Regions from separate parts of the Homo sapiens genome. Here region 1 is linked to region 2. The links are chromatin loops, found by intact Hi-C in ENCODE. Cell type or tissue: PC-9. All regions are shown on one strand.

Region 1 (8,000 bases), 1.1 Mb before region 2:
CACTAAAAGCTCAGATTTCTCCATGACGCAGTACATACATGCAAGAAATCTGCACTTCTACTCCCTAAATACATAAAAGTTAAGAATTCTTTAAAATAATTTTAAATCAACTTGTCAATTTCTATGAAATGTCCTACTGACACTGAGTATGCATTAACTCTATAGATCATTTTGGTGAGAACTGAAATATTTAACATATTGAGTCTTTTAAACAATGAACATGGGATATATCTCCCTTGCCTAAGTCTCTTAAAAATTCCTTCAATAATATCATTTTATGTATGGAGGTTTGGTATAACTTTTCTTTGATGTATTCCTAGGAATTTGATATTTTTGATTCTATTATAAATTGTATCAATTATAAAATTTTTAAGTAGGTTGTCAGAAAAACAATTATAATTGCTTTGCATATTTGTGCTACATGAAGTAACCATGCAAAATTCAATAATTCTAATGTTTTATATAATTTTTTTAAATTTTCAATTTTTTACATACCATCATATCATTTGCAAATAACGAAAATGTTTTTCTTCCTTTTTAAATCACTCTTTTTTTTTGCCATATTACACTGGCAAAGAACTCCAGTATAATGTTGAATAGATATAATTTTAATAAATATCCTTACCTTGTTCCCAACATCACAATGGGAGCTTTTAATATTTTATCATGAAGTATTAAATTTCCTGCATGTTTCTATAGATATTCTTTATCTCACTAAGGAGGTCAAATCATAATTCTACTTTGCTAAGAACTGTGTTTTTAACCATGGATGGGTGTTGAATTTTATCAAATACTGCTTACCTGCTTGGGTGAGGTTATATGGTTTTTCTCCTTTTGTTGTTAACGTGGCTCATTACATTAAATAATTTGTTTAGTATGTTAAATTAACCATATATTCTTAAACTTCTATTGGTTTTGAGTTCCTTTCAATATATTCTTGGGTTCTATTTATTAATATTTTGCCAGCCCTCCAATTTTTATTTTTTGTACTCTCCATAATAGGCTGTGGTATCAATATAATGCTACTCTCACAAAACACATTGAAAAAATCTTCAATATTCTACTCTCTAGATTGGAAAATTAAACACACATCCCTCTATTCAGATGTTTTGCTTCTCATGGCCATATTAGTAAGTTGTGTTTTTCAAGCACATTGTTAATTATATTTAAGTTTATTAATGTAAAGGTTATAACAGCTTTTTACTACCTTTTTAATAGCTGAAGGAACCAAACTGATGTTCCATTTATTATTCCTGATATTAGCCATTTGTGCCTTTTTATCACTATTACTAGAGGTCTGACTCTTTTATTACTATTCTCAGATAAAAATAATTTTTTGACTGTTGATTCTTTTTACAGTATTTATTTCTATTTCATTAATCTTTGCTTTTTTTTCACTTTTGTTCTTTGATTTTGTGCTTAATATGTTATTCTAATGTTAGCTTTTTCAAATGGATAGTTAGGTTACTGATATTCAGTCTTTTTGAATATTGACATTTAAAGCATTAAAATTTTCTCAAGTCAGGATTTCTTAACCTAGTCACTATTGACATTTGGGGACAGGCAAGTCTTTGTGGTAAGGAATTATGTATACTGCAGTACGTTTAGCGGCATCCTTGGCTTCTATTCACTAGATGGCAGTTGTACCCCCTCCCTCCATTGTGACAACCAAAACCATCTACAGACATTACCGCATGTTCCCTTGCAGGCAAAAGTCACCCAGATGAGAACCACTGTTCTAATCAGATTTGGTTCTGTCCCACAAGTATGATGTATTTTCATTATCAATCAGTTCAAATTACTTTCTAATTTCCAATATGATATCTTATTTGGCATGTGTGTTATTAAATATATAACACTAATTTTCAAACATTGAATTTTAAAATTTTTGTAATGATATTCTAATTTCATTCCACTCAAATCAGAAAATACATTGCATTTGAATTCAGCCCTTTGAGCTTTACTTAGACGGTGTATTACTCTGCTCTCAAACTGCTATAAAGAACCGCCTAAGACTGGGTAATTTATAAAGAAAAGAGGTTTAATTGACTCAGTTCCAGGAAGGCTTAACAGGAAGCTGACAAGGAAGCCTCAGGAAACTTACAATTATGGTGGGAGGTGAAGAGGAAGCAAACACCTTCACAAGGTGGCAGGAGAGAGAGAGAATGCCAGCAAGGGGGCAAGTGCCACACACTTTTAGACCATCAGATCTCGTGAGAACCCACTTTCACAAAAACAGCATGGTTAAAACCCACCCCCATGACCTAATCACCGCCCACCAGGTCACTCCCCCAACATTGGGAATTACAATTCAACATGAGATTTGGGTGGGAACACAAAGCAAAAACATATCAGATGGCTCTATATTTTGTTAAGTTCTCCATGTGCACTTTTTAAAAAATGTATATTTTGGCAATTATTTAATCAAACGTTCTATATATGTCAATTAGAATTTGTTAATTGTGTTCAAATTTTCTATAGATAGCCTTACTGATTTCCAAAAAGCTCATTCTGTTGGCTTCTAATATTAGTGTTACATTTCCAACTATAATTATGAATCTGTCTCTTTCGATTGTTTAAGGATGTTAAGTTCATATTAATATAGAATTGTTATGTTTTCCTCTTGCTTGTCTCATTTATTTTAATGTAGTGATGTTCTTAATCCTGGTATTCTCTTAAACTCTATTTAACCTGATATTAGAAAAGCTATATCATCTTTCTGTTATTTATGGTTTTTATATATTATGTCTGTATATTTAAGTATGTCTCCTGAAAGCAACATGTTTTTTATTCCTATCTGAAAATATCTAACTGATGTGTTCAGTCCATTTATATTTAATGTAATTTCTGATATATATAAATTTAAACCTACATTTCAATATTTACTTTCTATTTGCCCTTTTACTAATTTTTTCTTTTCATCTCCTTTCCTGATTTCTTTTAAAATAATCAACACTTTTCCAATTTTCCCCTTTATTAGGCGTTTAATGTTACATTATTTTATTTTTATTTAGTAGTTGTTCTAGAGATGTCAACACATATCTTGGAATTATCGCAATCTCTTTTATATTTTAAGTATTTCTAGAACAGATAAGGAATTAACCAAATTTCAATGTGTGCTCCCTTTTGTGTTATTATTGTCATTTATTTTAATGCCAAATATGCTTAAAGCTCAAAAGATTATTTTAAAACCAAAACAACCTATTTATCATTTAACATTTTCAAGGCTTTTTATTGCCTTATTACCAAGCTGCTATATAAAAATCCATGCATATCACTACTAAAAAATAGTACTAAAACTGTTGTCATAGTAGTCATTATCTGATATATGTCAACTCAAATACAATCGATGACCCTCACTTTCTATAATAAAGTCCAAATGCTCTAGCCTGACATTCGTTGTCTTTCTACTAAACTAATTTCCAACCTTATCAACTTTCTTAGCAAAAATCTTTGAGTTCACTGAAATTATCTTGATCACCCAAATATATGTAACTGATACATTGACCAAGAAGGACTCATGAGATGTAATTTTCAAATCTTTATTTCTGTTTCCCATTAATAATTGAAACTTTATTTCATGATGGTCACCTTGGATGAAAACCTAGGTACGTCCTATGGTCATTTTTTTTTTTACATGTACACAGTATAAATTCAGGAGTGTGAATATGAGAATAGTATATTAATCTACAATCAATCTTCATGGAAAGCTGAGAATTCTTTGCCATCTCCCAGACAGGAACTTCTGGTAGCTATTGCATGCTGTAGGAGAAGGGTTGGCGGGAGGCAGTGCAACTGGCTTTCTCATGTCTTTCTGTACACACTTCCCTCACTCCTAGCTGCTATTTTGGACACCTTCTGGACAGAGATTGGGAGTGGCATAAAGGATATTTAAAGTTGACCTCTTCCTTCAAGGGCCACTTTCACGGGTTCTGTGAAGACCCCAATGACTAATGATCTCACCTGCAGGCTTCCTGACCATTTTACTCTACAGTGATCCTCAGCCCCACAGAACTCCCTCTCCATCTTCAGGATCCCCTCTAGGTGGCCCTATTGGACAAGTTCTAAGATGGCCTATAATGCACTATCTCTGGTCCTCAGGAAGCACTCATTTATTCTATGCCTGTACAAAATCTAAAAGTGCAGCCCATTCACAACACAGTAAGCACACTCCCCACACCACCACCAAGTCGCTGGCTGGCCTTCTCTGCCTTAGATATTTTCCCAGCAGGAGTCAGATAGCAATGTAACTAACTACAGGAGGCCCAGAATGCTCAGAAATCCCACTAAAACCCTCTCTCGTCTTGACAGGAAGAGGATCTTACCTCCTACCTTACACCTTTAGTTCTCTCTAAAGAAATCCTCATCACCAACTTCCCTATGCTTCAACTGCCTTATGTATATAAGATGTGTAAGGTATGTAACAAGTTTCTGATAAGTCGTTTGTAACTTGCCTATGGTGTAGCACTTTCCTTGGAATCAGCTTTGATTGTATCTAGTGTTTAAGCGGAAACTTTCAACATTTGGTAATATACATTTAGCCCTTGTTCATTACCAAGCTTTTTGAAATACACTTTCAGAAAGAACATTTCAGTTTCTTTCAAAAGAAACTGTTTCCCAATCCATATTCTATCCATATTTACAAGTTGTAATTATAGTTTTCGTTTAAATGCAACACCAGGATTTAAAGAATCTTTGAAAAAATGCTAAACACTTGCAGTTTATCAATTTCTAATCACTAAAAAAATGTATTTCACTATTTTTCTAGAAACATCACAGCTTGGCGGCTATTTTGGTTCTTAAATGTAAAATGGTTGGACACAAACCTTGTTTGAACAAAATTTAGAATCTTCACAGTTCACCCAATCCAAATGCATATGATACTATATAACTAGAACAAGTTCTGACTATCGATTTAGAAATCCGTTTATCAGGTTTTCTTCCTCTGATGCTAATTAAAAAAAAAAACAGAACAAGCATCTTCACTGGGCTGCAATTGAAATTACCATGTACACATGTTTCTGTCTTTTTCAGCATGTTTTATATGATTTTTATGTAATTTAAAGAGAAAAAAACAGTCAGAATGAATTAGTCTCAATCCACTATGAATAGCTGTGTATCACTAACTATAGTATTTGACCTCCCTATACACACCTGTTCCCTAATTTGTAAAGTGGGAAACACCAAACCCACCTCGCAGAGTTAATAATGAAATGATTAACAGATGTAAAGTGCTTAAAAAGACCCCTAGCAACAGAAGGCGCTAAATAAAAGTTAGCGTTTCTTCTCTCAGTTCTCTTTTTATTCTCACTCCTGCCTTCAATTACCCCCAAAGTGATTTTATATACATGACTTTGAAATCACCTGAGGAAAAGCAGTTTGGGGGAAAAAAAGGCATTTCCTTTAAAAGTACCCTCATTTTTCCCTTCCATGATCATCTTGTTCCACACTGTGAAGTTTCTTCACTACCCTTTAGGCACTTTATATTTATTAGAAGCATTAGCTTCCCTTTAATTTGTCTAATCTCTAGAACTGAATTTTAATAGCAACTTCCTTAACATGACTAGGAACTTTTAACAGGAACTGAATTTTCCTGTGAAAAAGAAACTTGGTCTTATATTTACTTCTTTTGTTCCCTAATATTCCACAAAGTCCCTTTCCAAAATAGAAACTCACTGAAGATTTATTTATTGTCTCTTCTGGTGAAGATTAAAAACTTTCAAGATTGGTGGGGCAAGGTCTTAGTGGCCCTCAACATTAGTAATTAGGAGGTGCTTATTCTAGGAATTGTGAGAACTGTAAAAACATAGTGATGTAAATAGTGAGCAATTAGTATGGTTACCAATTTTAACCAACTGCAATAGGGGAGTGTTTTGGGAAGTCAAAAGGAACCCACATGGGCTCTGATAAGAGGATAGCTTTCAAAATCATACTTCATAAGGCTAGCCTGTATGAGATTAGCTCAAGGTAGAAAAACCTCGAATGGATATCATTTAAATTACTATCTTCATAATGAGTAAAAATACCACCTTAGTCCATTCTGTGCTGCTATAAAACAACACCCAAGACTGGGTAATTTACAAAAAAACAAGAATTTATATTCTCACAGTTCAGGAGTCCGAGATCAGGGCCCTGGTAGATTCGATTCCGTTGTCTTGTGAGGGCTGTTCTCTGCTTTAAAGATGGTGCCTTACTGCCGCATTCTCTAGAAGGAAGAACACCACATCCGCAGAAGGGAAAGCTAGCTGAACCCTGCATGATGCCACTTTAATAAGGGCCTTAATTTGGGGAGGAGCCCTCATGACCTAATCGCCTCTTAAGGGCCCTACCTCTTAATACTATCACATTGGCAACACCTGAATTTCACAGCGGCCACACTCAAACCGTAGCAAATATTCTTCTTGTTGTAGGTTGCTGTTGCAGGTTGCATTCACTGGAAAGTAGACTCTGTGACAGATACTAGAATGCAGGAGGATTATTAGTGGGTTGTATTAGTCCATTTTCACACTGCTGTAAAGATACTACCTGAAACTGAGTAATTTATAAACAAAAGAAGTTTAATTGACTCACAGTTCAGCATTGCTGGGGAGGCCTCAGGAAATCATGGCAAAAGGCAAAGAGGAAGCAGGGACCTTCACATGGTAGCAGGAGAGAGAGCACAGAGGAAACTGCCATTTTAAACCATCAGATCTTGTAAGAACTCCCTCACTATCACGAGAACAGCAGGGGTAAAACTGCCTCCGTGATCTAATCACCTCCCACCAGTTCCCTCCTTTGACAACTAGAGATTTACAATTTAAGATGAGATTTGGGTGGGACACAAAGCCAAACTATATCAGGAGTCCTTTGAAATCAAAATTTAGGGAAGAAGATTTGAGAAGAGACGGGTTAGCTGTAATTCAGTCTCAATGAAGACCTCAGCTAGGAACTCTGAAGCTAAAATGACCTTCAGACTTGTCCTGAGTTAGAATAAAGACATCAGCCTTATCCCTCATGTTGATCTGTCACTGGAAACAGGGTGTCCTGGGAAGGAGACACGGCCTTAGAAGAGGTTGCTCTCTTGACCCTAAGTAATTTCTAAGGGTTTTCAGCTGAGGGCTGTCTACCAGCAGCACTCTTAGCGTTAAAGGTAGGAAGCCCATTGTTCTTGTTCTTAAGGGAGGAACTGGGTCCACCACACCTAGGAATGCTGACTCTATTTTAAATAGCATGTTAATGCCTATTTGAATAATGACCAACTTATATGGAGCAACTAGCAAGTGCCAGAACATTGTTAGGTACTGAAGTTCAAAATGAAACAAGACAGGCCGGGCACAGTGGCTCATGCCTGTAATCCCAGCACTTTGGGAGGCCGAGGTGGGCGGATCACAAGGTCAGGAGATCGAGACCATCCTGGCTAACACAGTGAAACCCCGTCTCTATTAAAAATACAAAAAAAAAAAAAAAAAATTAGCCAGGCGTGGTCGTGTATGCCTGTAGTCCCAGCTGCTGGGGAGGCTAAGGCAGGAGAATGGCGTGAACCCGGGAGGCGGAGCTTGCAGTGAGCGGAGATTGCACGACTGCACTCCAGCCTGGGCGACAGAGCGAGACTCTGTCTCAAAAAAAAAAAAAAAAAAAAGAAAAAAGAAACAAGACAGTTCTGGCTCTTGAAAACCTAGTATATGAAATTTTTAAAATATTAAATATACACTATGGGAATATTGTAATATTGTAATATATTCATCTATATGTGAGTCCACATGCCCACTTTGTGGGCCTTGTATAGACCATCTTCTAAAAACAGTTGGACAAACTAGAGCCTATGGGCCAAATCTGGCCTGCCACATATATTTACAAGTCAAGTTTTATGGGAACAATCATTTCCACTCATATATGTATTGTCTATGGCTGCTTTTTCTCTACAAGGGCAGAGTTAGGTATTTCCAAGAGAAAGCACATGGAATGCAAAGTCAAAATATTTACTATCTGGTCTTTCACAGAAAATGTTTGCTGTTTGCTCT
Region 2 (8,000 bases):
TCCACAGATTTGAGGGTGATGTTAAATTTGTCTCTAATGTCTCTGAAAATTCACTCTGGGTATACTTTTAGCATGCAGTCCAACAGTCCATTTCAAAATAAGCTTTCACATCCCAAGGTTTTATAAAGGATTCATGGTTTAAATATCTGCCTTCATTAATTATGAGCAACCCATTTTTAACAGAATTTTTTTAATCCTAAATTATTCACTTCTTTAATAATGAACTTATTAAAAGTCTCCGTTTTGAATATCTGAAGAACATGCTAGTTCTGGTAGTATAAAGAGCCTATGTTGAAAATGAAGATTCCCAAGAACCCAGACTCTTGGAAGGTTAAGACCAGAGGCTCTAAACCATCCTTTGTGGTAAAAATCCAGCTCTTGAATTTCTGTGTAACCCTGAGAAGGGTACTTAATTTCTCTGTACATTGGTTTCCTCATGGACAAGTGGAGATAATAAGAGTTTTTATTTCATGTATAAAAATGGTGAGAAGTGTACTTGGAGCATAGCCCTTGGTGACTGTCTGCAATCAACATTATGTGAAAGTTATTTTACCAAGGATAATTATCATCACTTCTGTTTGAGAATAAAGACTGGATTTGTAACTGGTGGTAGAAAAAATGACTGACAATAAGCAGATTGAGGATCTGTAATTATTAATTTATCATTCCTTGTATCACATCCTCTATGGCTCTTCAAGACCAGCTGTGGTTTCAGTGCATTTCCAAGCCTAAGGAACAAACCAGGAAGAATGCAAACACTGGTCTCAGAGATAACAAGTCACATCAGAGCTTACGTGCCCCGATGTGTTGACTGTCTAAAGCTTTTTGTATTGCCTGTTTTAGATCCTTCTGAAGGGCATTTCCCTCACCACATCCAATTGATGAATTGCCTTTTTCACAGAGGTCAGGTTTTGGGATCAAGGCAAAGGGAAAGTGGAGGAAATCTGGGCCTGGATAACTAAAATAAAACAAATTAGACAAAAGAAGAAAGCAAAGATAGGTATTAATGGTTTGATTTTTAAGTTCCTTTTTCTCCTAAGCAATTGATGCTTTAATTCTTACGTACAGCGCATATCTCTGTGAATCAAAACCAGTAGAGAATCAAACCACTATAATTAATATAACAAGGCCTGCTGACTCACCTCCACTAAACACAGTCTCTAAAAGCCTAAATCTGCACATTAGTTGCGATTAATTCTTCTCTCCTCTTTCAAGCACCGTAGAGCAGAGCTTTATAAATAGCAAAGTGTGTTAATTTAAACAAAATATAAGAAACCAATTTTTTCAAGGTGGTAAAGACTGGCCTGCATATTTTCATTATTGCATAATGGTTACCTTTAGCCCATAAACTACAAGGTCATAGTAAGGTCACAATGAAGTGGCAAATGTAATAAATGGGAAGAAAAGTAACTAGAGACCATATTTAAAGTGACTTTTTTCCCTAACTAGGTAAATAAATGTCCTTTTAGTATAGTTCATTCAGTAGGGCTGATTTAAAATAGGTTTTCTATTTGAATCATTCATCCACACCCTATATGATGATAAAATTTCTTTTAAATTTTCTTTTTAGTGCTTTTTTTTCACCTTAAAACATACAACCCAGAATTTGCTAAGTCCCAAATGGTTTAATTTAACTTAAAGGGTAAAGCCACCCTTGGCTTAGAATGTGCATACACTAACATTCAAAATAAAAGAAGGTGAAACAGGTCACACTGTTCAGATTGTGAAGATAACATTAAAATTGGCAAAGAAGAACAAAAATGAAAAGAATAAGTCCATGCTCTTTGTGTTTCTATAAAACCTATCCCTTACACCAGGTGGTGGTAATCCAATGCTAGGAGTTCATGATTTTAAAAAGTTGTGTACCTGCTACTTCACTATAAAACACAAAGGTGCAAAGTCTGCTTAGGCAGAAAATAGCTCGAGATCTTTCAGATCCAAATGTGTAGGTCAATGTGGTAACACAGGCCAGGCATTCTGCTGTGTTTTTCATTTATATGCTGTTGATACCCAAGATACAGCAAATAATGTCATCAATTTCCTTCAATTACCTCATAGAGGATTCATTTGCACTCAGGGAATAAAAAGGTTGCCACAGTAGCTTCAGGATCACTCAGCAGCAAGAATCGGCATTAATAACTATCCTCAGAGGCACAGAGGGAGGGAAGAAAGTCATTTACTTAACATTCTTTAATTCTTTGTGGTATAACAAGACTATGTCATGATTTAGAGCTAAAAAGCACAGTTGTTTTGCTCACGAGAAAAGTCTTTCATAACCTACACAGTTTTTGTGACACATGGAGTTATGAGATCTTAGGCTACCTTTAAATACGGTATCCCCCTGCTGAAAGCTCTCAAACAGCTTGCAGAGGAAAAAAAAAAATCCCAATATTACTTTACTCCTGAGACATCAAATATCCCATGTCTTACTTTATAAAGAAGTTTCTTTGTACAATAGCTAGATAGTGCTGAAGAAAATAACTTTTGTATGCCTGTATCATAACACAGGGTCATGTATAGCTAATTAAGCATTCTTCCTTAGGTTTGATTACATAAAGAGTTGGTTTTGTAATACAATAGCACATGAAGGTCAGTATGGTTATGAGAGAAACCTTAGATGCTATGACAAATCCAATAACTAGCAGGGTATTTGTTCATAAAAGTAAAGCATTTCTCAAAATATTTTGCTGATTTGTTAAGGTACTGGAAGATATTTTGCTGGCCGCCGAGCTGACCTTCTGCAACACCCTATATGGTGAGGCTGTTAAAAGATTTTCTTAGAAGATACAGATTTGTATTTTAGAGTAAGACAGAGACAAAAACAAGGATCATGAAATGGAGGTTCACAAGTATCTGAACCAAAGTGGGGAAAAGGGGGGAAAAAAACAAACATCAGCCAGCTCCTTATTTGCACACCGAGATTCACTAACTCTATATGGTAAGTCCTATTTCCCGTCATTTTCCCTGAATCTAGCATGCTAACCATCATAACGAAAAAGAGTTTGTTTTCACCTTTACGTTCCCTTTGAGTATTTAAAACGGGGAATGACTCACATCTCACAAGGCCAAGAATCTTTGAAATGAACTTCTGGAAAATTTAAAGGTACCTGGAGCTCCTGCAACAAATATAAGACTGCACTGCCCTCCAGAGGTGACTCCCTGGCAATTACCTTTAATCAATTAATGATAGGAGGACCAAGTAACTGTGTTGCAGTAATCTTCATTGCAATTTTAGTCCTTCTATCTCAAATAGTTTTCAAAACACAGGACTAAAAATCAGTGGCAACCTACTGTTTCCCTCTAAGCAGAATATTATATTGTCTCAGCTCTTCTATCTTACTTCATTTTGTTTGAAAATAATATTTGCTACCTCTTTGGCTAAATGTTAAATATTAATATTTTTGGTTGGAGGGCCTATTTATTCATGTACATTTTTCAGAAAAATCAGATTAAACAGACAGCCTAAGGAAACCTTAAGAAACCTGAGGATCCTCAGAGATAACTGAAGGTCACACAAAGAACAGTTCAGAAACAGAATATTTTACTGTCTAATTATGTTGTCATCACTTAACTGAAGCTTGAAGGGTGCCCACAGTTATTGTGAGAAAAATATAAACTCATTTTGAATTTTTTTCTTCTTGAGCTTTTGTTCTCCACAGCTATGTGATCTAGTTCTGTTCTGTTCCACACACACCTTCCAATAGTGGATAACCTTGTATATTGTCACTTTCCACATATTCACCGTCAATTCAAATTTTTTGAGATTTAAGACAAGGCTAATAATTTCTTGATAAAATTGTAATAACCTGTGTGTGTGCCTGTATGAATGACTCAAAACACATCTTTTAAAAGTTCTTGACAAAATTAAACATTATCTACACAGCAAATATTTATGTAGGGCTTTGCAAATGCTAACTCATTTAATAATCACAACAGCTATGCAACAGATAGTTTTACTATCATTCACCTTTTTTTACAGATGAGGCAGATTTTGAGAGATTAACAAAATCACAGAGCTGGGACATGATAGAGCTGAGATTCAACTTCAGTTTAGCTTCAGCGTCCTGGTTCCTAACTTCCTCACTTTGCTTTACATGGTCATTTAAATATATATATCTTCCCTCCCATTATAAAAAGCATTAATAAGATTTAAAATAAAGTTGATACTTTTAATATAGCTGTCTTTTTTTGTTTTGGGGGATTTTTGTTTTATTTTACAATTCATAACACATAGGAAACTTAAAAAATATTAAAACTCTGGGAGATCAAAATGTTGGAAGACAGAATGAAATTGGAAAACAAATTTTTTGTGTGATTACTGCAAATTTTACCAAGTCATTAATCTTTAAGGGGAAAAATATTGAAGCAACATGGAAAAATGTTAACTATCTTACAACGATAAATAAAAATTATATAAGTAAATCAGGCAATGATGTATTAAAGTCAGTATTACATTTTATCTTGTAAATATCAAGCAACTGTTTAGTGTTTTTGAAATAAATCATTGTGATTATGTTTAACGCAATAAAAAATAAAGCAGAAAAAACTATTTACAGCCGACTACTAAATTCATGAAGGAAAAAAAGGAGTTAAGAGGAGACTTTGATTCAATCACAGAGGCTCCGTCACAGACCTACAGTCATTTAACTTAGGCAGGGGTTATAAAATGTATTTCAGGTTGCACTTACAAAACAATGTTCTTGCACCAAGCACGGGTCGACCAGCTACCCAGCGGCTGGGTTCAGAAACTAGAAGGCCCCTGGGAAAGCAGCTCAGTAACTACAAAGCAAATGTGGTCAATGCCCAGTGTCGTTATGGGGATTAGACAGGGGTCACAGCTTCACGGCAGCACCTGCACAGCTATGACATAAGCTTATATTCGACATAAATCATATTCCCTCTGTTTTGAAAGCAAATAATAAAAGAGTTGTTCCATGTCTCTTGACCTTTATTTCTGGGAAAAGTGGATTTTTCCCTTACAGCTATGGAATGTACTAACCATTCCCAGTGGGACAGACTTAGAAACCCCGTCATAGAACAAATGTATAAATATCCACCTTCTCACTTCCAAAGTGATTTGCATCTTACACATCAGTAAAGTATTACTATTTTCTAAAGTAGCTTAAAATAAGGAGAGAAGGGAGAGTGAGAAGGAAGAAAACACACAAAGAGGATACCTGAAAGAGGAAATTAAAATACTTGTATTGATGAAGATACGTGATTGACCAGCTGGTGATAAAGAGAAATTAGATGAGTATTGTCACTGACAGTTGCTAAATGTTGTTTTGCACAAATGCCAGTAAACCTGGTACACAATTAGCTCCTGAATCCATTTTTTTCATGGAATCCAATTACTCAAAATTACTGCCTCCAAAAAGAAAAATTGCTTTTCAAAACTTGGCATTAACATTACTTGAGAGTCAATGAAATGATGTTTTCAGATCTTGAATTTTTAAAATAAATTCTAATTTATTAAAGACTAATGACTTTTGAACCACTGAGTTATACACAGGTACAATAATTCTGAATACCCACAAATACAACTTGAAATAAAGGCAAACTTCAAAATAAAAGATAATAACAAGAGGGAGAAAAAACCTGGAAAACCTATTGAATTAGCATTACCATGCTTATATACTACTATTAATAATAATGAATGATGGCCAGAACTGGCACAAACGAAGTATTCTGTCAGCAAGTAGAAGACCTCCTAATACTGAAGTAATACCTAATTCTCACATATGTTCCAAAGCCCTAATTTCCAAAGCAAAGAACAACTGAAATATACTAAGTATTAATATTGAATAGCCACTTCATTATTTGAGTAAGGGATCTTTCCAAAAACCTTTTATTCTAAATATTCTACATAGAAAGACATATTTTTTCTGCATAGTGCTATTCCTGTTGGCGTGAAAAGTAAAACACAACACCACATTTTTTTTTTTGTCAGGAACTTTGTTTAGAAAAGTATACTTAACAAAGACAATATTAGGGTAACCACCAAGATATCACATATGAAGTTCTAATGCTGTGAAAATTATAAAATTACTAACATAAAGAATATCAGATATGTCCCCCAATTCAATGTTTGAGAATCAAATATTTATTGCATCCCTGCTATGTGCTAGGCAGTGGGGATAAAGCAGATAACATTAAGCTACCATTCTCAGGCACTAACATTATACTGGGAGAAAGAAAAAATAAAGAAAACTATATTAGATGTTAAGATGTTAGCTGTTGATCACTGCTATAGAGAAAAAATAAGCCAGCAAGGAGGAAGGGCAATATCTGTGTGTGTGTGTGTGTGTGTGTGTGTGTGTGTGTGTGTGTGTGTGTGTGTGTGTAGATGTTCTCAAGTATGGGAGGTCATCTGGAAAGACATCTCTAATGAGGTCAGGGAGAGGTGCACAGCTTACCTAAGGCAAGACAGTTTCAAGCACAGGGACCAACAAATGCAAAAGCCTTAGAACATGAAAGACATACGGTGCAGTGCTTTGTAGGCCTTAGTAAGTAAAGAAGCTGAATTTTACTCTGAGTGACAGAAAACCATTAGGAAGCCAATGGGAGAAATTCATGTTCTCATATTGGGAAAATGACTGTATTAAAGTTATGGGAATAGCTTATAGTGGACAGAACTTGGGCTTGAAGACAGATATACAGGTATTAAAATAATTTCTGTTCTTCACAGCATCATACCTATAAGATGCTGTCTCAATTACTGAGTTCTGTGTTCTCAGACTCCATTTAAATAGTCATAATACCTAAACTGCACTACTACTGTGAAGATTAAATAATACAAGCAGCATCCAGGACTGTGCCTGGATTACAGTAAGTGCTTAACAAATAGTAGCTGTAATTTTAATAGTGTTGCAAGAAGTTGAAATATGTGAGTTTAAGTAGGAAATACACCAATTTTAAAAGGGCTAAAGAGAAGGCAGAAGGAGAAAGTTTGTGTTAGGAGATTTTGGATCCTAAAAGTTGTTAAAGGATTCTTTACCTCTAAATACATCTCCAAAAGATGCCAGTAAGAACCACAGCTCAGAACAACAGATGTGTGATTGCATAATGAAATCTTGGTGTATAGTAAAAATACCTAATAGAAATAATTAAATTATGACCCCTACAGTATAATAGATGCCTAAAAACAGTGGTATTTTTCAGAAAAATTAAGCATTTCTTGGGGCATATCTAATTGAACCTTCCCAAAAATCCATGAGTAAGGTATTATCCTCATTTTTTAAATGAGAAACTGAGATTCAGAAAGGGTAAAAGACAAGTTCAAAAATCACACATGTAGTAAGTGTGCTCAAATCTGGTCCATAGTATAAATGCTCAATAAGTGTTGATAGCTAAGCATTTCCTAAATGAACATACGAATCTATACTCCATATCTTACCTCTTAATCGCTGACATTGCCTCTATAATTAATTAAATCAGATAAATGTTTCCCAAATTCTCCTGATCATAAGAATTACCTGGGGTGCTTGTGCTTTTCATGTCCAACTGCAGGACCCAAAATATTTTGTGGAGCAGCCTAGAAACTGATATTTTAAACCAGCAATTCAAGAGATCCTAATGATGAGGGAATTTTGAGAAACAGTTGCTAGTTACTGCATGATCCGTCTTTCAACTCCAAAATTTGCTACCTACTTCTCTCTTAAAATTAAAAGCAAGAATCTATGACTGTCAACCCTTTATCTATTTCAAAACTCAATACTTATCATCTACTTTGTAAAAACAGAGGGCACTGAGATACAGATTAAAAACATACTGCCGGCCAGGTGCAGTGGCTCGTGCCTGTTATCCCAGCACTTGGGGAGGCCGAGGTGGGTGGATCATCTGAGGTCAGGAGTTTGAGAACCCCATCTCTACTAAAAATACAAAAAATTAGCCGGGCGTGGTGGCATACACCTTGTAGTCCAGCTACTCGGGAGCCTGAAGCAGGAGAATCACTTAAATCTGGGAGGCAGAGGTTACAGTGAGCCGAGATTGCATTCCAG

Evidence for each region. A loop is a pair of places that touch in the nucleus more often than their neighbours do. Peaks named below come from ENCODE experiments on the same cell type or tissue, not always from the same donor. Only the 100,000 strongest peaks of a DNase experiment are listed, where the experiment ranks them.
Region 1: it touches region 2 in a loop (7-fold over the local background); 9 of 110 quality-filtered maps call a loop at or near these places.

The regions. Positions count from the first base shown.
Region 1 is chr7:19,438,414-19,446,413 of GRCh38, reverse strand. No RefSeq gene overlaps it. Among named protein-coding and RNA genes, the nearest start is that of MIR3146, 260 kb to the left of the region's middle. In PC-9, CTCF peaks have their summits at 3,850 and 4,049 (motif pointing right); no DNase peak of the experiment used is centred here.
Region 2 is chr7:18,347,652-18,355,651 of GRCh38, reverse strand. It overlaps a transcript of HDAC9 not described here. Among named protein-coding and RNA genes, the nearest start is that of HDAC9, 140 kb to the left of the region's middle. In PC-9, CTCF peaks have their summits at 2,962 and 3,164 (motif pointing left); a DNase peak (open chromatin) is centred at 3,101; H3K4me3 peaks cover 332 bases.